Linked DNA regions of Homo sapiens: region 2 is linked to region 1. Evidence: chromatin loops called from intact Hi-C (ENCODE). Cell type or tissue: PC-9. All regions are shown on one strand. Links, peaks and the distances in the headings refer to the core of each region. The heading gives the core; the rest is flanking DNA.

Region 1 (12,457 bases), core at 3,920-8,919:
CGGGTACTGACTTGTTTTCCCTGCCCACAAATATTTCTTGCCAAGGAAGGAAAGGAAATAAGGATCCCTTTTATAAGGCAGGCATTAGTGGTGCTGGGAGATTTGCTCAAATAGGGCTAGCCTGGTTCTTTTTCTTGTGTATTTGTTTTTTAGCCTCCCAAAGCAGGGAGAAAGCACCTAGTATTTGAGGAGGTATAAGTAAAGTGACAACATACACTCAGAAAGGCCAATAGGGCCCATGAGGCATGACCTAAGGAACACTGCACCCTTTCCCGTGTGCGGGTAAAGCACCCGCCTTACCTGATATGCCCTGATGAGCGACTGCACTGCCAGGTGGTCCTCCACGAGCTTGTCCACGTTGGGCTGTGCTTCTACCAGGGACTGTGCATGGGCCACAGCAGCCAGGGAGCCTCGGCTCAGGGGAAGGGGACTCTGGTAGGCAGTGCCCGGTGGGGCTCCGGCATTCGTGTTGCGAAAAAAAATGTCCCATGACTAAAGACAAAGAAGGTACAGGGTTACCTCACTGCTCCCCTAAGTCCAGGATGCATCTGTGGCCACAGAGAACTGCTCTCTGCAGGCAAGGCAAGTCTACCATAGGCTGGCTGAGCCTGCTTCCTCCTGGACAGTGGGGTCTCTGTCTGTTCCCAAACGGTGGGTTTCTCTCAGCATTCAGGCTCCCTGCTTTCCACAACTTTTGTCTTCGGGATGCACTTTCTGACCCCCACAGCTATAACACAGATGCCCTGTGGCCGCCTTCCATCAACACACATAACCCAAAGGCCCAATGCCAACAGCTCTCCTCAGTTCCTATTCACTGGGCCTGGGGACAGATTCAGGATGTAGGTCAACAGAGACACTTACTGTCTCAGCCTTCCCCCCGGCCCCAGCACCTGGGAGGTGATCTCTTGACCTTCTGTCTATAGGTCTGCAAACTCTACCAGTTTTTCTGTGGGATCAAACACCCCATCAAACACCTCCCTCAAGGCCCCAAGGGCTCAGCACAACCTGTGAAGAGCCCAGGGTCACCTTGCTCATGTCCTTTCACTTCCCTGGGAACAAAGTGGAACCTGATCCTTTGTAAGAGGCAGCACTAACCCCACAGAGAAATAATATCATTGCTACCTCAGGAGAAACTCAGGAGCTAAGAGCTCAAAGTGTGGGGTCAGAGATGGAAATTCAAATCTGATCTCTGTGTCAGGGATCAAAATTCAAATTCAAGAGGTAGGCTCTTAGTGAGTTACCTTTCTGTGCTGTTTTCTCATCTATGAGGAGAGAAATATATACATTCTTCATAGGTATGCTGTAAAGACTACCCTAGTTAAAGGCATTAGCACACAGTCTAATACTTCACAAAGTCAGGTGTTAGTTATCAGTTTGAATTTCCTTAGAAAAACTATAAACTAATTTACTTATATTCCTACTATTTTTGGCTATTCCATGTCTGAATTATTTGATTTACAATTTGCAGATACTGTGAACTGTAATGGTTTATTCATCTCATACAAAGATGCAAGTTTTTAAAATATTTAAGAGATCAGACATACTAAGACTTCACAAAAGTTCATTGTAAAAAGAAAAGAAAAGCACAATTAAACATCAGTTTATTTTAATTTTTTTGAGATGAAGTCTCGCTCTGTTGCCCAGGCAGTGTGGTGGCATGATCTTGGCTCACTGCAACCTCCACCTCCCGGGTTCAAGTGATTCTCCTGCCTCAGCCTCCTGAGCAGCGGGGATTACAGGAGCACGCCACCAGGCTTATAATTTTTGTATTTTTAGTAGAGATGGGGTTTTATCATGTTGGCCAGGCTGGTCTCAAACTCTTGACCTCAAGTGATCCACTTGCTTTGGCCTCCCAAAGTGTTGGGATTACAGGCGTAAGCCATCGCGCCTGGCAAAACATCAGTTTAAAAAAAAAATAGAAACATTGTTTTTCTTTTCTGCAATACCTTTTCCAGCCTCTAAAATTCTTCCATCAATAAACTCTGATAAGACTGTCTTGAAAAACTTGGAGAGGCAAGGCAAAACTTTATGAGATCTTTGCATTCTCCTTCTAACAAGATGCCACCCAGATGTGCTCCTTGTCTGGGACATGGCTGGATATCAAATGGGTCTGTCTGAGTCTGGAGACCAGAAGGTAGAGATGGCTACAGAATCCAGTATGCTGGTCCTTAAGGTCTTCTGTTTTTTTCAGACAGGTTCTTTTATAATGCTGGCTAGGGCACAGATGTACGTCACTCAGATGGTCCCACTACCAAGAGCACTGCTATATACTGCTGCTAGACACAAACTAGAAAAGACACAATGATAATGCACAGGCCTGGACCATCTGCCTCATGCAGGGGAGTCTGATCTCTCAGTGAAATCTGTTTTTGAGGGGAGTTTTGTGGAATACTTTTTTTTTCCTTCCCTTTTTCTTTTTTGTAGAATATTTAAAACATTCTATAATAAGCATGTATTTTTTGGTATTCAGAAAAAATAACTTAAAGAAAACAACCACCAGAGATGTGACTGCACAGTATTGTGAACATACTAAAAACCACTGTAGCTGGGTGTAGTAGCATGTGCCTGTAGTCCCAGTCACTTGGGAAGCAGAGGCAGGAGGATCACTTAAGCCTAGGAATTCAAGGCTGGCCTGGGCAATACAGCAAGAACCCATCTGTTAAAAACAAAACTCCACTGAATGGTACACTTAAAAAATGACTTTTTTTTTTTTTTTTTTTTTTTAAAGAAACAGGGTCTTGCTCTGTTGCCCAAACTGGTCTCAAACTCCCAGCCTCAAGCAATCCTCCTGCCTCAGTCTCCCAAAGTGATGGGAATCCAGTTGTGAGTCACCAGGACCAGGCCAAATAATTACATTTATGTTATGTGAATTATATTTAAAAATTTTTTTTTTTTTTGAGACAGAGTCTAGCTCTGTTGCCCAGGCTGGAGTGCAGTAGTGCAATCTCGGCTCATTGCAACCTCTGCCTCCTGGGTTCAAGCGATTCTCCTGCCTCAGCCTCCCGAGTAGCTGGGATTACAGGCGCCTGCCACCATGCCCAGCTAATTTTTGTATTTTTAGTAGAGACAGGGTTTCACTGTGTTGGCCAGGCTGGTCTCGAACTCCTGACCTTGTGATCCACCCGCCTTGGCCTCCCAAAGTGCTGGGATTACATGCGTAAGCCACTGCACCTGGCCTTTAAAATGTTTTTACAAATCAAACTATTTGAGGTTTTACGGTTTTTACCTTTCTGGTTAATTTCTGGTGTATTGTCTGATGTAGAAGACAGATTTGGGGTTCTCTTCTGGCACCTCCCACAAAACCTATTACAGAAGCATCTTATACAAATGTAACCCAACAATCAGGAACATGAAAAAAGGCTGCAAACTTTCCTTTTCTTTCTTTTTTATTTTTTGAGACAGGGTCTGGCTCTGCTGCCCAGGCTGGAGTAGACTGGCACGATCTTGGCTCAATGTAACCCCCACCTCCGGGGCTCAAGTGATTCTCCTGCTTCAGCCTCCTGAGTAGCTGGGACCACAGGCACGCACCACCACGCATGGCTAATTTTTTTACTAAATATTTTTTTGTGGAGATGAGGTTTCACCATGTTGCCCAAGTTGTTCTTGAACTTCTGAGCTCAACTGATCTGCCCGTCTCAGCCTCCCAAAGTGCAAGGATTATAGGCATGAGCCACCATCTGGGCCTAAACTTTCCTTTTCAACAGATGCTATCAAAATGTTTGCTAAAGAAACCCAGGGTTTGGAATCTCCAAAGAGATTCTCACCTTCCTCCATTAAATCGGTTCTCATGAAAACTCAGTGTTCTCCTCCAACATGAGAAAAGGCAGTATTTCCACCAGAGGAAAAAACTGACTTACTCTTAGGAGAGAAAACAGAGGATGTCTCAGCATCAACTCCCTAGGCAAAGTAAAGGCTGCCTCCCACTCAGTCCATGACTGGTTCTGTCAAGGACACAGGGATCTAAAAGGTGGCTGTGCACAAATACACTGGACACCCTCAGGTACTTCTGACTTCATGGAGCTTTTCCAGCAGGACTGAGAGCTCCATACATTCTAGAAGCAGAGATGACTGGGGACCACATGCATTGGACATCCATCTTCATTGTGAAAGCAGGGATGACCAATGACTGCACTTCTTGGCCTCTACCCAGGCCTCCAATAACTGAGGACCTGACCTAAAAGGAGAAACCCCTTGAATACAGCAGGAAACTGAGCAGGAGTCAGTCTGGCTGTATCCCACCCCTGCACAGCAAGAACCAACAGCAAGCTACCACTGTCACGTAAAACCTAATCAGGCCAGGCGCAGTGGCTCATGCCTGTAATCCCAGCACTTTGGGAGGCCAAGGTGGGTGGGTCACCTGAGATCAGGAGTTCGAGACCAGCCTGGCCAACATAGTGAAACCCCGTCTCTACTAAAAATACAAAAATTAGCTGGGTGTGGTGGTGCAGGCCTGTAGTCCCAGCTACTTGGGAGGCTGGGGCATGAGAATCGCTTGAACCTGGGAGGCAGAGGTTGCAGTGAGCTGAGATCGCACCATTGTATTCCAGCCTGGGCGACAGAGTGACACCCTGTTTCCAAAAAAAAAAAAAAAAAGAAAAAAAAAAAAAAAGAAGAAAAAGGCTGGGCTTGGTGGCTCATGCTTGTAATCCCAGCACTTTGGGAGGCTGAAGCGGGCGGATCACGAGGTTAGGAGATCGAGACCATCCTGGCTAACATGGTGAAACCCTGTCTCTACTAAAAAAAAAAAAAATACAAAAATTAGCTGGGGGTGGTGGTGTGTGCCTATAATCCCAGCTACTCAGGAGGCTGAGGCAGGACAATCACTTGAACCAGGGAGTCGGAGGTTGCAGTGAGCTGAGATCATGCCATTGCACTCCAGTTTGGCGACAGAGCGAGACTCTGTCTCAAAGAAAAAAAAAAAAACCCACAAAAAACCTAATCAAAATTTTTCTTTACCCCAAACTTGCTCCAGTGCTAGAATGTCTACCCTCACACCATGTGACCCGCACCCCAAGTCTAGCTGTAGACACTTACTTAGTTCCCTGGGGCCACAACAGGTTCATGGATAGGGCATGACCCTCAAACCCAGTAAGTACTGGAGAACAGCACAACCCAAACTTTATTAAACCCCTAAAACATTTTCTTCTATTTCGTAAAACCCATTAAGTGTCCAGAAACACAGGGCAAAGTCACCCAAGAGCAAGACCTTAGATCAAGAGTCTCTCCAGCTGTACAGACAGCCTCCTTTATCCTAGGGGACAATATTCACTTTTGGATCCAGAGCCAAAAGTCATAGCAAAATCACAAGTTTACTTCTTTTCAATAAAATTAGCTTTGAATAACAATTAAAATAGTAAAACAAAACAAAACAAAAAAAACCCACCAATAGCAGCAGGGATAGGTATAGCTAACTTTTACTGAGGCTCTCTGTGGGCTTTTCCAACTTACTTAGAGCACCTGGAATGTCAATCATATTCCCACTGGAGAGATGTGGGCTCAGGCAGAATTTACACACAGCAGTCACCAGGCAGGGTATTAATAAGGTTAACTGAGTAATAGCAGAGCGACGCTTAAAGAACTCTGGTCACTCTAGTAACAGTGCCTCTTACCCTAGCTTAACCTTGCCAAAGAGAGCTGGGCGCTTCTGGGCTCAACAATAAAATGAAAGGAATTTCCAGCCACTGATGCCTGGGATCACAAGGTCAGGGTCAAGGTCAGCTCTCTGGTCCTGAGCCACAAAGGCTGCAGGACTCCTTCCAGCCTAGGCCCTGGAGACAGGGCGATCATGATCATCGGGCCTCCACTCTCTGACCTTCTTTTGTGCTTGGAATACAACTCCAGGTGATTTTCAATTGGCTGAGGATAACTGCACAGACGGAAATTCAGCTCATGCTGGAGGCAGTCAGAAAAAAACTGGTTCATACCGGTACTGCTGAGCTGCTGGGAATCCCCGGGAAGGAAAATGCTGGGAATGCAACTTCTGCAGCCTTTCCCTTATTCATCTTACACCATGCATCCCACTTCACTCTCCAGTTGGCTCAGTTCCCACACCACTGGGGGAGCACCCTGCCCCACCTTCAGACAAAGAGCCCATTCTGTCTCCAGGACTGGGTGAGCCCCCACACCCAACAACAGCAAGCCCTCTTTGCGCCAAGACCTGGAGGTATACTAAAAGGTTTTTGAATTGAGTGATAGAATGTTTTGTATCGAGTGTAGTGACTGCACACATTTGGCAAAACCTACTGCACTAAACACTTAAAACAAGTGAATTTTAATATATGTAAGTTAAACCTCAAAAAAGTTTATTTATTCAAAAAGGCTTTGAAAATGAAGGTCATTATTTGGCCTGCAGGCTTCACCTCCCAACAGATGTGGCAGCAGGAAGCCAGACCTGCCCAAGTACCAGAGCTCCCAGGCACCCACTGGCCCCACCCCTCCCTGTATGAGTCACCAATGGGGCCACTTCCTTCCTGGTGGGGCCCAGATGCCACAGTCCATCCCCCACTCTCTTTCCACCTCCCTGTTGTCCTGCAACCCTGTATCTCTCTAACATCTTCCACTCCCCAAGGAGATACCTCTTCTCCAGCTCCTTAAACTACCCACCCCTGCCTCATCCTCTGAACACCTGAATCTGGATCTGCCTTCCATAACCCCTGGCTTTAGGTTCCAGGGGACCTGCAGAGCCCTCCCTGTCCACTTGCTCCCATGCCCCAGCATCATGCTCCTTCCTTCCCGCAGGCCTGGCAGCTACCCTTCTTTCCATGGGATGTTTGTCCTCTCCCTTCACATGGTCGCTTAGCTTTGTCACTATCTGGGAGAGCGTTTCCCCTTCTGATACTCCCAGCCCTTACTGTACACTCATCTCAACCTGAGATCTCTCCCCTGCTGTCTGTCCCCATCCTGGGGGATAAATCAAGACTAGGCTGAGTCATTGACCACCCAGCGCAAACAGAAGCCCCTTCAAAAAGAAGAGAAAGCTTCTGGAAGAGAGAGTCAAAGCATGTCCCATCTAATTCCCATGGAGCATGAAGAGACACCTGGAAGGGATAGAAGCCCACTCACTGAAAGGTGGCACCTGGTGGCTGATGGCTCACTGAGAACCTGAGCTGAGTCAGGCGACCTCAGCTCTCTTACTGAGTGAGAAAAATAAGCCTGTTGGTTTAGGCTGCCTAAGCTGCATTTTCCCTTTCTTCCAGCCAAATTTATTCCTAATTATCCCTTGCTGTTGCCTGGATGTCCCGGAATTGCAGTCTGATGTAGGCAGGGGCAGTGACTTCTACTTCTAGAAACATTCCAAGTGACAAAGCAGAAGTGAAAAGGAGAAAGCACAGTAATGGGGAAAATCAGACTTGAGAATACACAATCTAATAGCATGCTACCATCAAACACACTGAAGACCTAAGTTTCCTATAATAGAAACAGTTTTTCACTCATGAGAAATGGAGGCAGTCAGACTTTGGTTTCTTTATGAAGTAAGTGTGGTATTTGGGCCTTACTTTAGTACTTGGCTCAGGGCGGTGACAGGGACTTCTGAGTCACAATGACGTACGTGGGTGTGCCCAGCTCCACACCCAAGTTGCAACCCATCACTAGTGTTATTCATCTCTCCAATCTCTTAATTGGCTTCTGTTGCACAACTAATAACGTAAGGAAAATATCTGTCCCCTTGCCTTGCCTCAAATATACAGTTACACACAGTTAATTCTCTGACCACCAATGACAATGTCACTGATAAGGGGGAAAAGGTTAAAATGTTAAGGTAAGTGGGCAAGGTTGTAAATGACATTCAAGGGGCAGGAAGCTGCCAGAAGGAGTGAGGGGTCCTGGGCCAGGGGAGGGGTGCGGGAAAGCACTCACTCCCAAAAGGCCAACTTCTGAGCCCTGCAAGGGGCTATGGGATTCTGATGAAGTTCTTACCACACATAAACATTTTCCTAAGAGTGTCAGATGTGTGCAGGATGTACCATGTCAAAAAATGAATACCATTTTTTTTTTTTTTTGAGACAGAGTCTGGCTCTATCGCCCGGGCTGGAGTGCAGTGGCGTGATCTTGGCTCACTGCAACCACCCCCCAACCCCCATCCCGGTTTCAAGTGATTCTCCTGCCTCAGCCTCCCCAGTAGCTGGGATTACAGGCACCGCCATCGTGTCTGGTTAATTTTTGTATTTTTAATAGAGACGGGATTTCACCATGGTGGCCAGGCTGGTCTCAAACTCCTGAACTCAGGTGATCCACCCACCTCAGCCTCCCAAAAGGGCTGGGATTACAGGTGTGAGGCACGATGCTGAGCCAATGAATACCATTATTTCTAAAAATCCAGTAATTCTCATTCAATTCAACAAATATCTATTAACTATATGTGGCATACTGTAAGGTTTGTGAACAGGAAGATGACTAAAATGAGCTTCTTACTCTTAACAAGAATAAGAAAAACCAGTAAACGTGTAAATTCACAGAATGGATCCAAGTGCTGAGAAACGAAGAGTAAGACAAGTGGGATGGGAGAGGAAAGCAAGGATGCTCTGAGGAGGGGCCCACGGTCTGAGCCCTAAAGGCAAGGTAAGGCCTGCAGAGCCTGAGGAGGAGAGAGAAGACATTTGGCCAAAGAGAATAGACAACAGGAGCACCTGGCCAGTGCCTGCCCACCATGTGCTGAGACTCATGATACTGCCACATGCAGGGTGTACAGATGGTTAAGAAACCAGGCTGGGCAGGTGAGCTGGGACCAGGCTGCAGGTGAGTGAAAAAGAATATGGGAGATTAAGGAGAAAACCACTAACCACCCCCAAGAGGAACAAGCACCTGACCAGGGTAATGGCTGACTTTTGCCACCAAATGGCATCAGAGGGAGGGGTGGTTCGCAGGCAGGGAGCTTGTGTGCCCCCCCACCCCACTCACAGCCAACTTCCCATGAGTGGGTTTAAGATCATCAACTTGTTGCTGAGATGACTTAAACATGATAGATTTCAGCGGTAAATAATTTTTACATTCTGGATGAAATGAAACCAGACCTCCTATTTAATTTTAGGTAACTAAAAGCACTTAGCTGTAATAAATGAAGCTCTGTTTTCCAAGTCAAAAGTCACTGCTCCCCAAGCTCCCACAAACTCAGAATTCTATGCAACCATAATGCACTTTCCTCACAGTGACCAGTGCTCTTTCTTCAAAGGAAGCTCTTGAAAGGCTAGAAACAGTATCCTCAGTGCTCTCTGCATGTGGCAGCTGCTCACCTAACCTTTACTGAATTAAATTCAGATGATATTCAGCCTCCTTTCTGAGGGAGCAGCCTGACAGGTATGGGGTTCCACCCTGGGAGAGTCTGAGTCCAGGGCTGCCCCTCACTGCAGCAGAGGCGCTGACCTTAGCAGGTGCCACTCCTAACCAAGGAGCACTTGTCTGTTCCCACATATCGGCAGCTACAGGCAGCAGACTCTGCCCTTCCTGAGTCAGCAGTTGGGAGTCTTGAGGGCCAAGCTCCCTGCCAGTCCTTGGTTGTGAGGTTTCCAATAGGTAGGGCTTCCTATTTCTGAGGGTGGCAAATATACCATCTGACATCCCTTCCCCCAGCAGTAGCTGACACCCATTGTCATGCAGGATGGTGCTCTACAGCCCCCCAGTGCCCACTCACAGACCAGTAGGACTGACTGTGGCCACCTCCTGGGTCCCCAGGTCCTAGGTCTGCCTCCCATGAACTGCATGAGGATTCGGGAAGTTGCTTCAGCTCTCTGGCCTGTTTTCTTGTCTGTAAAAGTCCTAAACACAGGCTATTTAAGATGATGGTCCTGCATTTGCAGCTTTTTAAAATTTATAAAGTCCGGCCAGGTGTAGTGGCTCACGCCTGCAATCCCAGCATTCTGGGAGGCTGAGGCGGGCGGATCATGAGGTCAGGAGATTGAGACCATCCTGGCCAACATGGTGAAACCCCATCTCTACTAAAAATACAAAAATTAGCTGGGCGTGGTGGTGCGTGCCCGTAATCCCCATTACTCAGGAGGCTGAGGCAGGAGAATAGCTTGAATCAGGGAGTCGGAGGTTGCAGTGGGCCGAGATCGTGCCACTGCACTCCAGCCTGGAGACAGAGCGAGACTCCATCTCGAAAAAAAAAAAAAAATTATAAAGTCCTTGCACATATACTTGCATTTGTTCAAGAAGTTGATGAGGAACATGAGGAGAGTGTTACAACTTAGCCCAAGCTCTATGACTACGGGTGGCTCTGGACTGATGAGACCACTTCCTCTCATCTATCCATAGCCCCTACAGACGCCACTCCAGCTGCCCTCCCTACTCCACCTCAGCCACAGAACAAGCCCAGCCCACCCACGTAGCTACCCTTGGTCACCACATTACTGCCACCTTGTCTAAATAATCCGCGGCGCGGGTGGGGCAGGCTCCGGTCTCCTTGCTGCATGGAGCCACACCCATGCTCAAAGGCCCTCGCACAGCTGATAAGTTGATGAGGCCCAGCACTATCCACACAACCTCACTTACTAAGTTCTGACACTGACAATGCTTTTTAATTGCTATAAATATCAACTACAGGGCACCATGTAACCAAGGAACACCGGCGTATGGCTCTTCTTTCAGCTCATTCTAATCCAGCCAAGCTGATAAAAAGTCAGCTGCTGGGCACCATGTGACCAGCCAGCCTGGAGTTCAGCCGGCGCTGCTGTAAGGGGCAGGCCTCCCATCCCGGCCTCAGTGTAGACCAACAACTCATTCTTTTCCTGCACACAAGACAGGGCAGGCCTGCATGACCTCTACCACTCCTTCCAATGCTGCCCAGGAAATGGTCCTAAACGTGTGGGCCAGAGCTTTTCCTGAAAATATCCTAAGAACAAGATTTAAAACCCATATGTGTGACTACCCTGTATGTCCAAACAGGGTACTCCCTATTGGGGAGACTTGTGGATGGAATGCCCACCTCCAGAGCCTTCAGCAAATGATTCATGCTGTTGGGCTAAGCACAAGTCTCCAAAGAAAATGTGCAGATGGTAGAGCTGGACTCTGGACCCTCCATCAATGCAGGCCTTGCTCAGACCTTGCCCAGGCCAGAGTACCACTTACCACCATTCTGCCTATGAAGCAAAAACAAGGTAGGGCACTGTGATCCAGGCCTGGTGACCTGCCACTACAAGCTGTTTATACTGAGGCCAGTTAAGAATGGGCTTCTATTTAGGTATTCTTCAATTAAGGAAACCACATGCTCCATTATAGCAATGCTTAGTCATTATAGGTGACAGAATATTTCTAAACAATCTCTATTATCTTCTGTCTGTACAGGTGTGTAAATAAAACATCAATAAACTTCCAAGATTAGCAAAGAACAGCTGCTTCAGCTCTGCCCTATGGAATCTACTGATATCAGAATGATATTTGCTGGGATTCTGCACTAGACTAAAGGTGGCTGCTCTATCAGGTCATTATGAAAAGAGCTGTGGAGGGCTGTCCAGTGGCCATGCCTTTTCCTCTCCCCAAACGGATGTCCCTAAGGGTTGTCTGTGACTTGCTCTAACCAAGGTAATGGCGTGGGGAGTAGCAGTGTACGGTCTGGACCTAGGCCTCAAAGGCCCCACAGCCTTTCTTTTCCCTGTCTGGAGCTACTCTGGGACTTTGTGCAGGAATCGCTCCGGCCTACTGGAGGATGGCAGGGCCCAGTGAACAGCCAGCACAAACTGCCAGACACATCAGAGGCCTTCATGGCTTCTAGCCTGGTGTGAGCCTCAGCTCCAAGGGAGCTGGCAGTGGGAGGAGTGGGGAAACCTAGCCAACCCACAGAGTCATGAGACATGCTACACTGGTGCCAAGTTTTGAGGTGGTTTGTTATACAAACATTCATGGAAACCAGACTTTTTACTGCATGAAAAGATGACATCCAAGATACTGTGACCCCTTTCTCACGCAGTCTTTCTGACACACCTCAGGAAATGAGAACGCTTCAAACTACCCAGATCTGCACACAATGGCACATTTTATCAGCTCTCAGAATTGCAACTCTCAAGGAGGTGAGGAAGACCCACAGTCTGGGGTCACCTGTGGTCGTCTGGTTGAGGCCTCATCTGTCCTCAATAATTATGCAACCCTATTTGGGGGAACCCCAGCCCAGCTACACAAAGCATCTGCTCCAGGGTTTCAGAGGGAATACCACGTGACTGACCACTCAAAGAGAGGGTTCTAAAGGCTATCTCCTCACCTCACGATCCAATCATGGACGCGAAGAGATATGAGAATCCCAAAGTCCTCAAACCTCCCTCCAAGGGAGTCTTGGATGGGGAGGGGAGCCAGAGAACAGTAACCTAGAGACTAAACAGACTATTTTTTAATAACATGATGACTTCATCTAAAAAACCGGCACTAACCTTTTAGTAATTTCTCACCGCCACCCAGCTTCAGACTGTGCGGGGAAGCTGAGCCTGCCTCTGACTTACAAAGCATGGCTCTTTCATTTCCTCAAAGGCAA
Region 2 (12,457 bases), core at 5,930-10,929, 73 kb before region 1:
ATGTTCATGAATATCAAACAGGAGTTAACTGCATGTAATAAACTAATAGAAGCCTGAAGTAATCTTTTTTAACATTTGCTTAAAATGTTACTAATCCTTTGCTTTGTTTTTCAGAGTTAAGAAAAAATTTCTTTTTAGCTATTTACAGCTTTTAACAATTGAGTAAAGTGAACAAAATTTAGAGCATATTTGTTTCTCTCTACCTGGTTTCTCCAGAATTTGGAAACTAGTTGTGAGTATTCTTAACTTATGGTGATGTAGTTATTGGCATAAGTGCAATAAGAATCTGTTTTTAGCCAGGCGCAGTGCCTCACGCCTGTAATCCCGGGACTTTGGGAAGCCGAGGTAGGTGGATCACCCAAAGTCAGGAGTTCAAGACCACCCTGGGCAACATGGTGAAACCTTGTCTCCACTAAAAATACAAAAATGAGTCAGGCATGGTGCTGGGCACCTGTATGCTGTCCCAGCTACTCGGGAGGCTGAGGCGGCAGAATTGCTTGAACCTGGGAGGCGGAGGTTGCAGTAAGCTGAGATCATGCCATTGCACTCCACCCTGGTGACAAGAGCAAAACTCTGTCCCCGCACCCCCCCAAAAAAAGAGTCTGTTTTTGCAACAGGACACGATTGGAGAAACTGGTTATTTTAGGCCAGGTGCAGTGGCTCACACCTGTAATTCCAGCACTTTGGGAGGCTGAGGTGGGTGGATCACAAGGTCAGGAGTTCAAGACTAGCCTGGCCAAGATGGTGAAACCCCGTCTCTATTAAAAATACAAAAAAATGGCCAGGTGTGGTGGCTCACGCCTGTAATCCCAGCACTTTGGGAGGCCAAGGCGGGCAGATCACGAGGTCAGGAGTTCAAGACCCACCTGGACAACATGATGAAACCCCGTCTCTACTAAAAATACAAAAATTAGCTGGGCACAGTGGCACACCCCTGTAATCCCAGCTACTCAGGAGGCTGAGGCAGGAGAATTGCTTGAACCCAGGAAACGGAGGTTACAGTGAGCCAAAATTACACCACTGCACTCCATCCTGGGTGACAGAGTGAGACTCCATCTCAAAAAAAACCCCAAAAACCAAAAAACAAAAAAATTAGCTGGGCATGGTGGTAGGTGCCTGTAATCCCAGCTACTCGGGAGGCAGAGGCAGAGAATTGCTTGAACCCAGGAGGTAGAGGTTGCAGATCATGCCACTGCACTCCAGCCTGGGCAACAGAGCAAGACTCCATCTCAAAAAAAAAAAAAAAGAATTGGTTATTTATTTTTTATTTTTATTTATTTATTTTTGAGACAGAGTTTCACTCTTGTAACCCAGGCTGGAGTGCAATGGCACAGTCTCAGCTCACTGCAACCTCTGCCTCCCAGGTTCAAGCGATTCTCCTGCCTCAGTCTCCCGAGTAGCTGGGATTACAGGCATGAGCCACCTCGCCCAGGCAGAATGTCACTTCTGACAATCCCAGGAGGCCCAAGTTATCTTGGAACATAAAGAGGAGAGGAATTTACCCAACTCATAGGTACTTGATGGTATAAACCCATGGCTGGGCTCGGCTTTAAAAGAAATTTTTTTGCCCGAGACAGAGTCACCTAGGCTGGAGTGCAGTGGCGCGATCTCAGATCATTGCAACCTCTGTCTCCTGGGTTCAAGCGATTCTTCTGCTTCAGCCTCCCGAGTAGCTCGGACTAAAGGCGTGCATCACCATGCCCGACTAGTTTTTGTATTTTCAGTAAAGATGGGGTTTTGCCATATTGGCCAGGCTGTTTTTGAACTCCTGATCTCAGGTGATCCACCCACCTGGGCCTCCCAAAGTGCTGGGATTACAGGCATAAGCCACTGCGCCTGGCCTAAAAAAAGTTTTATATGAGATTCCTTCTATGGAACAGAGTTCCATTAAAGCTAATTTAAAAAGCCTATATGACAAATAATTATTCTTGCTGGACTTTATACAAATAATCAGGCCAAGCATAATAAAGCAAATCAGTCTTACTATGATTTGTCTTTAGTGAAAATGGGGGAAACTGGAGAGAGAAAAATTAAGTTTCAAGAGCTATGTATGGTACACTTGTTATTATATTCTAATCTCATCAGTTGCTTTTACGTTTTTTTCCTGCAATTTAGACTAACTGCTTGTTTCTGTGAACCAACCAGTAATCTCTTGCTGCAGCTCAAAAGAAACAGAAGGGATGGGTAATGTAAAAATCTGGATCAGTATTCTAATTCTGGATGCATTGGAATCAGCTAGCAACTTCATATCAGCTTGGTTCCAACAGTAGCCCAGTTCATTGAAAGCCTTCTTATTTAGATTACTTGGGATAATTTCACTTATTTTGCTTTATTGTTTTGGAATATATTATTGTTGTACTCTTTGTGTAGGAACGAGGATAAGCTTACTTATTATTATTATTATTTTATTTATTTATTTTTTTTTGAGACAGAGTCTCGCTCTGTCGCCCAGGCTGCAGTGCAGTCGCAATCTCGGCTCACTGCAAGCTCCGCCTCCTGGGTTCACGCCATTCTCCTGCCTCAGCCTCCCAAGTAGCTGGGACTACAGGCGCCCGCCACCATGCCCGGCTAATTTTTTTTTTGTATTTTTAGGAGAGACGGGGTTTCACCGTGGTCTCGATCTCCTGACCTCGTGATCCGCCCGCTTCGGCCTCCCAAAGTGCTGGGATTACAGGCGTGAGCCACCGCTCCCAGCTTATTATTATTTTTTTTTAGATGGAGTATCACTTTGTCACCCATGCTGGAGTGCAGTGGCGTAATCTCGGTTCACTGCAACCTGCGTCTCCCAGGTTCTAGCGATTCTCCTGCTTCAGCCTCGGGAACAGCTGGGATTACAGGCGCACGCCACCATTCCCAGCTAATTTTTGCATTTTTAGTAGAGACAGGGTTTCACCATGTTGGCCAGGCTGGCCATGAACTCCTGACCTCAAGCAATCTGCCCTCCTCACCCTCCCAAAGTGCTGGGATTGCAGGTCTGAGCCACTGCTCCTGGCCCCAGATAATCACCTTTTGTTGGAACTCAAAAGTTATGAATGGCCCTTGCCATATCAATGTTTTCTGACTGGGTTCCTCTCTAACCTAAATGCAAGAGACCCAATAGTTAGGCAGGAATGTCATCACCCCTATTCTGGCTGAAGAAGTTACAGAAGATGGATCTTCATCCCTCTGCAACCTTTAGGATTAAGCGTTCTCCTCTAAAAGAGGGGGAGGGAAATGTCAGAGACATTTGAACCAGAGCAACTGCATCTTGAATAGGGGCTGGGTAAAAAATGAGGCTGAGACCTACTGGGCTGCATTCCCAGATGGTTAGGCATTCTAAGTCACAGGATGAGATAGGAAGTTGGTACAAGATACAGGTCATAAAGACCTTGCTGATAAAACAGTAAAGAAGCTGGCCAAAACCCACTCAAACCAAAATAGTGACGAGAGTGACCTCTGGTCATCCTCACTGCTACACTCCCACCTGTGCCATGACAGTTTACAAATGCCATGGCAACGATAGGAAGTTACCCTACATGGTCTAAAAAGGTGGCTTATGAATAATCCACCCCTTGTTTAGCATATAATCAAGAAATAACCATAAAAATGGGCAACCGCAGCCCTCAGGGCTGCTCTTTCTACGGAGTAGCCATTCTTTTATTCCTTTACTTTTTTTTTTTTTTTGAAACGGAGTCTCACTCTGCTGCCCAGGCTGGAGTGCAGTGGCGCAATCTTGGCTCATTGCAAACTTTGCCTACTGGGTTCAAGCAATTCTCCTGCCTTAGCCTCCTGAGTAGCTGGAATTACAGGTGCCTGCCACCACACCAGCTAATTTTTGCATTTTTAGTAGAGACAGGGTTTCACCATGTTGGCCAGGCTGGTCTCGAACTCCTGACCTGGTGATCCACCCGCTCTGGCCTCCCAAAGTACTAGGATTACAGGCTTGAGCCACCGTGCCTGGCAGAAGCGTTCTTCCTTTCTAATAAACTTTCCTTTTTCAAACCTATACTGTTGTCAGTAAATTCTTCCTACTAACCCGTGAGTCGACAACTTCCTGGTGCTGGACTCTGATACCTTGCCTGGCAAGCACTTTGGGAGGCTGAGGCAGGAGGATCGCTTGAGGCTAGGAGTTCAAGACTAGTCTGCATAACGTAAAAGACCCCATCTCTACAAAAGAACAAACAAAAAATATAGCCAGTTATGATGGCACATGCCTGTGGTTCTAGCTACTTGGGGGGCTGAAACCTGAGAAACACTTGAACCTGAGAGGTCAAGGGTGCTGTGAGCTGAAACTGCATCACTGCACTCCAGCCTGGGTGACAGAGTGACACCCTGTTTCAATATTAATTTAAAAAAAACCTAACATGTAGGTAGCCTGGGCAACAGTGTGAAAATGCATTTCTACAGAAAATACAAAAAGTAGCCGGGCATGGTGGCATGTACCTGTAGTCCCAGCTACTCAGGAGACTGAGGTGGGAGGATTGCTTGGGCCTGGGAGGTCAAGGCTGCAATGAGCCATGATCACAACACTGCACTTCATCCTGGGCGATAAAGCCAGATACTGTCTTAAAAAACAACCAACCGGCCAGGCATGGTGGCTCACGCCTGTAATCCCAGCACTTTGGGAGGCTGAGGTGGGCGGATCACATGAGGTCGGGAGTTCGAGACCAGCCTGACCAACATGGAGAAACCCCGTCTCTACTAAAAATACAAAAATTAGCTGGGCTTGGTGCCACATGCCTGTAATCCCAGTTACTCAGGAGGCTGAGGCAGGAGAATTTCTTGAACCTGGGAAGCAGAGATTGCAGTGAGCTGCGATCGCAACACTGCACTCCAGCCTGGGCAACAAGAGTGAAACTCCACCTAAAAAACAAAAAACGAAGAACAAATAAACAGGCCAGGCGCGGTGGCTCACGCTTGTAATCCCAGCACTTTGGGAGGCCGAGGCATGCGGATCACAAGGTCAGGAGATCGAGACCATGGTGAAACTCTGTCTCTACTAAAAAAAAAAAATACAAAAAATTAGCCAGGCGTGGTGGCAGGCGCCTGTAGTCCCAGCTACTCGGGAGGCTGAGGCAGGAGAATGGCGTGAACCCAGGAGGTGGAGCTTGCAGTGAGCCCGAGATCGCGCCACTGCACTCCAGCCTGGGTGACAGAGCGAGACTCCATCTCAAAAAAAAACCCAACCAAACAAACAAAAACAAAAAACATGTAGGCAGTCGGGTGCGGTGGCTCATGCTTGCAATCCCAGCACTTTGGGAAGCCAGGCAGGTGGATCACTTGAGGTCAAGAGTTCGAGACCAGCCTGACCTATATGGTGAAAACCTGTCTCTACCAAGAATACAAAAATTAGCCGGGCATGGTGGTGCACACTTGTAATCCCAGCTACTCAGGAGGCTGAGGCAGGAAAATCACTTGAACCCAGGAGGAGGAGGTTGCAGTGAGCCGAGATTGCGCCATTGCACTCCAGCCTGGTTGACGGAGTGAGACCCTGTCTCAAAAAAATAAAAAATTCATTACGTAACTAAAAAGACAGTGTGGTATTGGTGAAGAATAAAGACAAAGATCAATGCATAGAGTAGCAAACCCAGAAACAGACCCAAACAAATAATACCCAACTAGTGACAGGTATGCATCACCATGCCCAGCTAATTTTTTTGTATTTTTAGTAGAGACGCAGTTTGGTCACCACGTTGGCCAGGCTGTTCTCAAACTCCTGAGTGTGATGGCTCATGCCTGTAATCCCAGAACTTGGGAGGCTGAGGGTGGATTGCTTGAGCCCAGGAGTTTGAGACCAGCCTGGGCAACATGGCAAAAACCCATGTATATTTTAAAAAAAAAATTGCCCGGCATGATGGCTCACTCCTGTAATCCCAGCACTTTGGGGGGCTGAGGCAGGTGGATAATCTGAGGTCAGGAGTTTGAGACCAGCCTGACCAACAAAGTGAGACTCCATCTTTACTAAAAATACAAAAATTAGCCGGGCGTGCTGGTGGGCACCTGTAATCCTGCTACTCGGGAGGCTGAGGCAGGAGAATCGCTTGAACCTGGGAGGCAGAGGTTGCAGTGAGCCTCCGAGGGGCTGCAGCCCACCCTGGCCAGGATGGTCTTAAACTCCTAACCTCAGGTGATCCACCTGCCTTGGCCTCCCAAAGTGCTGGGATTACAGGCGTGAGCCACTGCACCCAGCCTGAAATTTTATTATTACTCAAGTCAGTGTCCCTGAGCATTTGAGCATTTGGGGATCAGAGTTTTTAAGGATAGTTTGGTGGGTAGGGGGAGGCAGCCAGTGAGTCAGGAGTGCTGATTGGTTGGGTTGGAGATTAAATCATAGGGAGCTGAACTGTCCTCTTGTGCTAGGTCAGTTCCCGAGTGGGGGCCCCAAGATCACATGAGCCAGTTTATCAACCTGAGTGGTGCCAGCTGATCCATCTAGTGCAGGGTCTGCAGAATATCTCAAGCACTTATCTTAGGTTTTACAATAGTGATGTTATCACCAGGAGCGACTACTTGGGGAGCATCAGAATCTTGTAGCCTCTAGGGATATGACTCCTAAACCAAAATTTCTAACATGTTTGACTAATTTGTTAGTCCTATAAAGGCAGTCTCGTCCCAGGCAAGAAGGGGGTTTGTTTTGGGAAAAGGCAGTTATATTTGTGTCAAACTACAAACTATAAACTAAGTTCCTCCTAAAATTAGTTCAGCCTATGCCCGGGAATGGACAAAGACAGCTTGGAGGTCAGAAACAGGATGGAGTTGGCCAGGTCAGAACTCTGTCACTGTCTCAGTTACAATTCTGCAATGACAGTTTCAGGAGGCCCCTTCGGGGAAGTAGAAATGGCCAGCATTGGGCGGGAGTTAGAAGGTTCTTACAACACAGAATGAACACAACGTTTGTGGTGCCTTGAACCCCAAAGAGCAAGTGCCAGCCACTCAGTAAATAAGCCCTGGATGAAGGGTGGGGAGGGGGTAGGGGGTCCCATCCCAACTTTGGAAATCTAGGCAGGACCTGGCCCACCGTGGCATAAGGGGCTCTGGTATTGAGTCTTGGAAGGAAAGAGCTATGGTAGCTTCCCAAAATGATGGCCAAAGTCCTGTTCCATTTTCCTATTACCAGCCTTTCTGCTCAGTCTTTAGTTACCACCTCTCCAATAGAGGGAAAATGTAATAGACAAGCAAGTATCCCTTCATCCTGGAAGCCCAAGGGAGTCCCTGCCATGTGCCAGGCACTGCAGCCAATGTGGGGGACAGCAAACAAACCAGTGGCAGGATGGTGACACACACACAGCTCCTGAGTGACAGGGTGGGCTGGGAGGGAGTGGGCTCCGCAGACAAGGCAGGGAAAGGGATTCCAGGGAGAGGGAGCGAGGAGATGAAGGGGGGCCACCTAGTTCCTCTCCAGGTCCTCTTTGTGCAGCCTGGAGCACCAGTGGGGAGGGAGGACAGCCCCCTAAGCAACCAGACTGCTGGGGAAGGTGAGCTAGTGGTTTCCTACAGGGGACAGACAGGATCCAATCTGAGTTTGAAGATCATTTTGCAGTAACACGGCAGTCCTACAGCCCTGAAGAGACGAGCAGGTGGCTCCTGGCACAGCCCCAGCAGGGGAAGGGAATAAGGGGTACAGAATGCCCAGTGGCACTGCCAGGTTACTGGCATGGCTGATTAAAAACACCTAGGGAGGGACACCGGGTGTGGTGGCTCATGCCTGTAATCCCAGCACTTTGGGGGGCCAAGATGGGTGGATCACGAGGTCAGGAGATCGAGACCATCCTGGCTAATATGGTGAAACCCCGTTTCTACTAAAAATACAAAAAAATTAGCCGGGCGTGGTGGCGGGCGCCTGTAGTCCCAGCTACTCGGGAGGCTGAGGCAGGAGAATGGCGTGAACCCAGGAGGCAGAGTTTGCAGTGAGCAGAGATCGCACCACTGCACTCCAGCCTAGGTGACAGAGCCAGACTCCATCTCCAAAAATCAACCAACCAACCAACCAAACAAAAAACCTAGGGAGGGACAAGATCTGGGGCTGGGTGGAGAAGAAAAGGAGACTCCCCTTGGACATCTAGACTCACCCCCTGCTCTGCAGAGGCACATGGTTAGCTGTCGGGGGCCTGCTCCCCACCTCCTTTCTTCCCACTGTCTTATCCAGTGCCCCAGGGGCCAGGACCCCCACCCACAGATGATGCATAGGACCCAGTGCGTTTCCCTGCTCTGATCCATAAAGCCAATGGCCTCCCTGACATTTCCACCTGGAGGTCACAAAGATTTCAAATTCAGCCTCCCCCACCCCCTACACACCCCTCTGACCTACTGTCTCCCAGTTCCACGTTGCGGTTGGCCAGGCAAGCCTTCCTGACATCTATCTGCCTTCCGCCCAAGTTTTTATCTCACCTGGATCTCTAAGCTCCACCCATTTCCCTCCAACACCTCTGGGTGCCGGTAACATCTGCTCCCACAGACCACTACAGCCTCTGGACATACCAACCTGGTCACTAATCTGTTTACCTTCCTTTCCTGGCCTCTGGCTGTGACAAATGAGGCAATGCGGCTTTGCTAACTCCAGAACTAAGCAAAACTGTTCCTTGATCCACAGCCCAGACCCTTCATTGAACCTAGGTGCTAAACTCTGTTAAGCCTGACCTTCAGGACCAGAGTGAGCAGAGGAAATGAGAGAGAAGACCTGGCACAGAGGGAACAGCCCCTATCCTCGGGGCCTGTTCAGTAGTGACTTTTCCCACTAGGGCTGGTTCCCTACACAGGGTAGAGGTCTGGGAAGGGAAGGGACTCAGGGTGCCCAGGTCAAGAGTTTCAGAGGCAGACCAGAACCCAGTTCTGCGCTGGGGAGAGCTGGAAAGGAGACAGGGTCTTGGCAGGTCTCAAGGCTGACAAACCCAACCGACACACCAGTGGATACAGCACTGGAGAGGGAGACTCTGGCCAGGGGCCTGGGTGGACTTGGGCACTTTGGAGTTAACAGAAGTTCCCATGGCAATCTGGGGCCCTGAGCCCATGAGCCAGGTTGGGGGCCGGTGAAGCTCTAGGGAGGAGAGGTCTGGGAAGATGGGTGAGGCTGGGTGGGGGAATGAGGACTTAGGAGGTGGGTAACGTGGCCCCTTTGGGTATCCTGGAGAAAACCCCCTGCTCTGGCCGTCATTCAGGGAAGTCTTTGATGATTTATTTTGGGGACTGAGAGAGCCAGGTGTGCTAGCATACACTGGAGTGGGCAGAGCAGGGGTCCCTGAGCAGAGACCTGCTGGTCACAAGATCACGGAATCCTACACAGGGACATTTCTACCATCTCTGTACAGTGAAATCCCAGTCGAATACTATCCCGACAGGGAGCTCACTACCCTACCAAAGTTAGGCCTGAAGTATCACTGGACATTGATTCCAATTCTGTTTCTGCTGGAGGAAAGGGAGGGAATCCGGGTGTAGGGTTCCTAGTCACTCCAGTGGGGCTGGCAGCCTCTTCTCCCTTCTCAAGCGTGGACACCTTTGCACAAACATGCGGATGGAGTGAAGCCTCAGCCTATCATTCCCCATCCCCCATCCCCCACCCCCTCCAGAAGGCACTCTCAGACCACACTGAGTTCATGGGGCTGGTGATGCCCCTCTTTCACCCTCACCCACCCCAGCCATCACCAGCAGTAGTACTTGGGTGAGGGGGGCTGGCTCTGAAGTTCCCTCCCCAGTGGAGCAAGCTGACGCTCTCACATCTAGCTTAGATATTTCGGATCCAGAAGTACCTTTTTTATATCCAGAAAAGCGCAAGGATGTTGGCAGTGATGTTGGGTAGGTTATGTCCCTGTCTGCCCTGCCCCAACGGCGACAATTCAGGAGCTTCAGGGGTGAGTCAGGGCCAAGCTGCTCGCCAGTGACCAGAACAAGGCCTCTTTGTCCTAAAAACGGTTTGCATTTCCCTTCAGCTCACCCACACCACACCATGCCTGCTGCATCTGTGATGCTAACCCAAGGCTGTCACCTGATGTCACTCTGCTGTTCGACACACACACACACACACACACACACACACACACACACACACACACGGTCCTGACCCACTAAGTCTCATCTAAACACACAAGATGCTGCCTAGACTGCATGGAGCTTCTTCCAACAATTGTTTTCCAATTTTAGAAAATGGGACAATTAAAAACTGAAACAGAACAAAACCAGGGAACCATCTGCAAGACGTCATGTGTGAACACCTGGTCCAGCATGTTCTGACTGTTCCTGATCTTTCCAGAGCCCTTACAAAGCCCTGTTCTCCTTGCAGGGTGCTGAGGGCCACAGACCTGCAGTGAGAACTTACAAAGACCTGCACATACTTAGAATTTCCAGAGGAGCTTTGCCTGTTCCTGTGGTCACAACTACCACCAGGACAACCTAGGGGTCACCGTGCTGAGCCGCTTCAGGAACCAACTCAAGCCCCACTCCCTGGGAAGTGTTCCTAGATCCTCAGAACCAGTTTGGGCTCTGCTCACCCGGATGTTCCGCTTCCCTGGCCAGCTGGGAAGCATCGAGGCGAGTCCCAGCTTACCTTGCTGCAGCACACCGAGGCCATTTTTCCAAAATCTTTTTTTTGTTGTTGAGACACGGTCTTGCTTTGTCACCCAGCTGGGAGTGCAACCACAGCTCCCTGCAGCCCTGACCTCCCAGGCTTGAGTGATCCTCCCACCTCAGCCTCCTGAGTAGCTGGGACTACAGGTATGCGCCATCACACCCTGCTGATGTTTAAATTTTTTTGCAGAGATAGGGTCTATGTTGCCCAGGCTGGTCTTGAACTCCTGGCCTGAAGCGATCCTCCTGCCTTGGCCTCCTATAGTACTGAGATTATAGGTGTGAGCCACCCAGCCCGGCCAGGATTTTGGGTAAGTGGTGAGGCACAGGGAGGTGGCACTGGTCACCAGCAGACGTGTGCAGGAGCGCCTGTCTACAGCTCTGGGGGTGATGGCAGCAGCTCTTCACGCCCACCCCAGGACCCACTCCACTTGGCACTGGCTGGTGGTCATGCTTCCATCAGAAGAACCTTGGGCCATGCTGCAAAGCGACAACAGGACAAATCCGGGGACCCAGGCAGGTGCTCCCTAGAGAACAGGGTGGTGGGTCAGAGGCTTGACCCCACTTAAGCTCTTCCTCAGGGGTGAGATTGGTTGAGTGCTCAGGAAGCCAATACCTGGCTTGTTATGGGATGAAGCTCTTGGCCAGAGGGGACCCAGGTGTGTGCTGGTGAGAGGCCCCATCTCCAGGTTGGAATCGTTGCTTGGGCTCTGGGGAGCACTAATTAACAAACGTGTGGTTAGGGTGAACCCGCAGGCACGCTGGCTCAAACGGAGAGGCACAGAGTGCAGAGTACTTTTTCAAGGTGGAGCCAGGGGAAGGACCCAGAGCAGGGAAAGCTCAGAAACAGGACTGCACCCAAACAGCCCGGCAGCCCAGGCCGCCTCTGCCGCATTCACAATGACGGCTTTGCCGGCGAGGGCCTGCAGGTGGTGGTCATCACTCCCCCTGTCCAATGAGGAGGGGGCTGCTTCCCAGGTGGGTTAGGAGGGGACTGGCCCATCCCCATCCCCTCAGGGGAGAAGGCAGAACAGACAGAAAGACACAGCAGACATGCCCACGGATATAACTTAGTTTATGGGTCAAGCCAATGCAATGCAAAGTTGTTTCTGTTCCTTTTTTTTTTTTTTAACCAAAATAAATAAATCAGATCTGTCCCTGTGAAGGTCAGAGTGATAAATGAGGGGCAGCTGGCCCCTTGGCCATGGCCTGGCCCCTCACCCCCAGCCCCTCCTCTCCCTCTTCTGACCTGCTTTGGCACAGCAAAGAAAACGATGCATCAGAAAGTCTCCATTGGGTTAAAGGAGAAAGAAAGAGTGGTTGGGGTGGGGAGGGAGTCCAAGAGAGGAGGTGGAGGGTTAACAGGACCAAGACAGAGCAGCCAGTGCCCCGGTGGTGGCTACCTGAGCGGGGCTTCCTGGCTACACACAGACTCTGTGGGCTCCAGGTGCTGCCTGGGCCCAGGAGGGGTGGGTGGGGCATGCTTGGGCCCCACACACAGCCTGGAACCCTCGAAGGAACAGCAGATAATGGACACTGCAGAGACTGAAGCTGCCCTTTCTGTGCCAGGTCAGGCCAAGGCTCTCTCCTGCCAGCTGCCCCGGGTCATCCTCAGTTCACGCCACGGCTGGGGCCCACCCTAGAAACCTCTGCCAGCCATGGCTAGATCCGACTCCAGGCTCCTCTACAGATTCTAAGGCTCAGGCTCAAGATGAAGCTATCCTAGTCTCAAATACAGGAGCCTGTGCCTTGCTGGGTGACAGCGGAAGCCAGCACACAAGGCCCAGTTCCTATCCTAGTGGGTGAGACTGGTGGGGAGGATTGTGGCCAGAGCTGACCCCTCCCCAAGGACATCCCTCGGGGGCTACCTTTCCTCCTCCTGCTCCCCCCGGCCTCCTGGAAAACTGCTCAGAAGTCAGCA

What was found. Peaks named below come from ENCODE experiments on the same cell type or tissue, not always from the same donor. Only the 100,000 strongest peaks of a DNase experiment are listed, where the experiment ranks them.
Region 2: it touches region 1 in a loop (4-fold over the local background); 2 of 110 quality-filtered maps call a loop at or near these places.

What each region holds. Positions count from the first base shown.
Region 1 is chr7:44,633,362-44,645,818 of GRCh38, reverse strand. OGDH (oxoglutarate dehydrogenase) reads right to left here. Exons shown (of 23, transcript NM_002541.4): 3 at 301-492. Among named protein-coding and RNA genes, the nearest start is that of OGDH, 33 kb to the right of the region's middle. RefSeq lists enhancers at 5,846-6,373, 6,688-6,837, 6,902-7,429, 7,318-7,437, 7,283-7,793 and 2 more and a silencer at 10,307-10,462. In PC-9, for the core only: CTCF peaks have their summits at 6,057 and 6,280; DNase peaks (open chromatin) are centred at 5,888, 6,438, 7,088 and 7,558; H3K4me3 peaks cover 622 bases; H3K27ac peaks cover 4,873 bases.
Region 2 is chr7:44,708,204-44,720,660 of GRCh38, reverse strand. OGDH (oxoglutarate dehydrogenase) reads right to left here. Exons shown (of 23, transcript NM_002541.4): 23 at 11,595-12,457. Among named protein-coding and RNA genes, the nearest start is that of ZMIZ2, 34 kb to the left of the region's middle. In PC-9, for the core only: no CTCF peak of the experiment used is centred there; DNase peaks (open chromatin) are centred at 8,450 and 9,800; H3K27ac peaks cover 1,607 bases.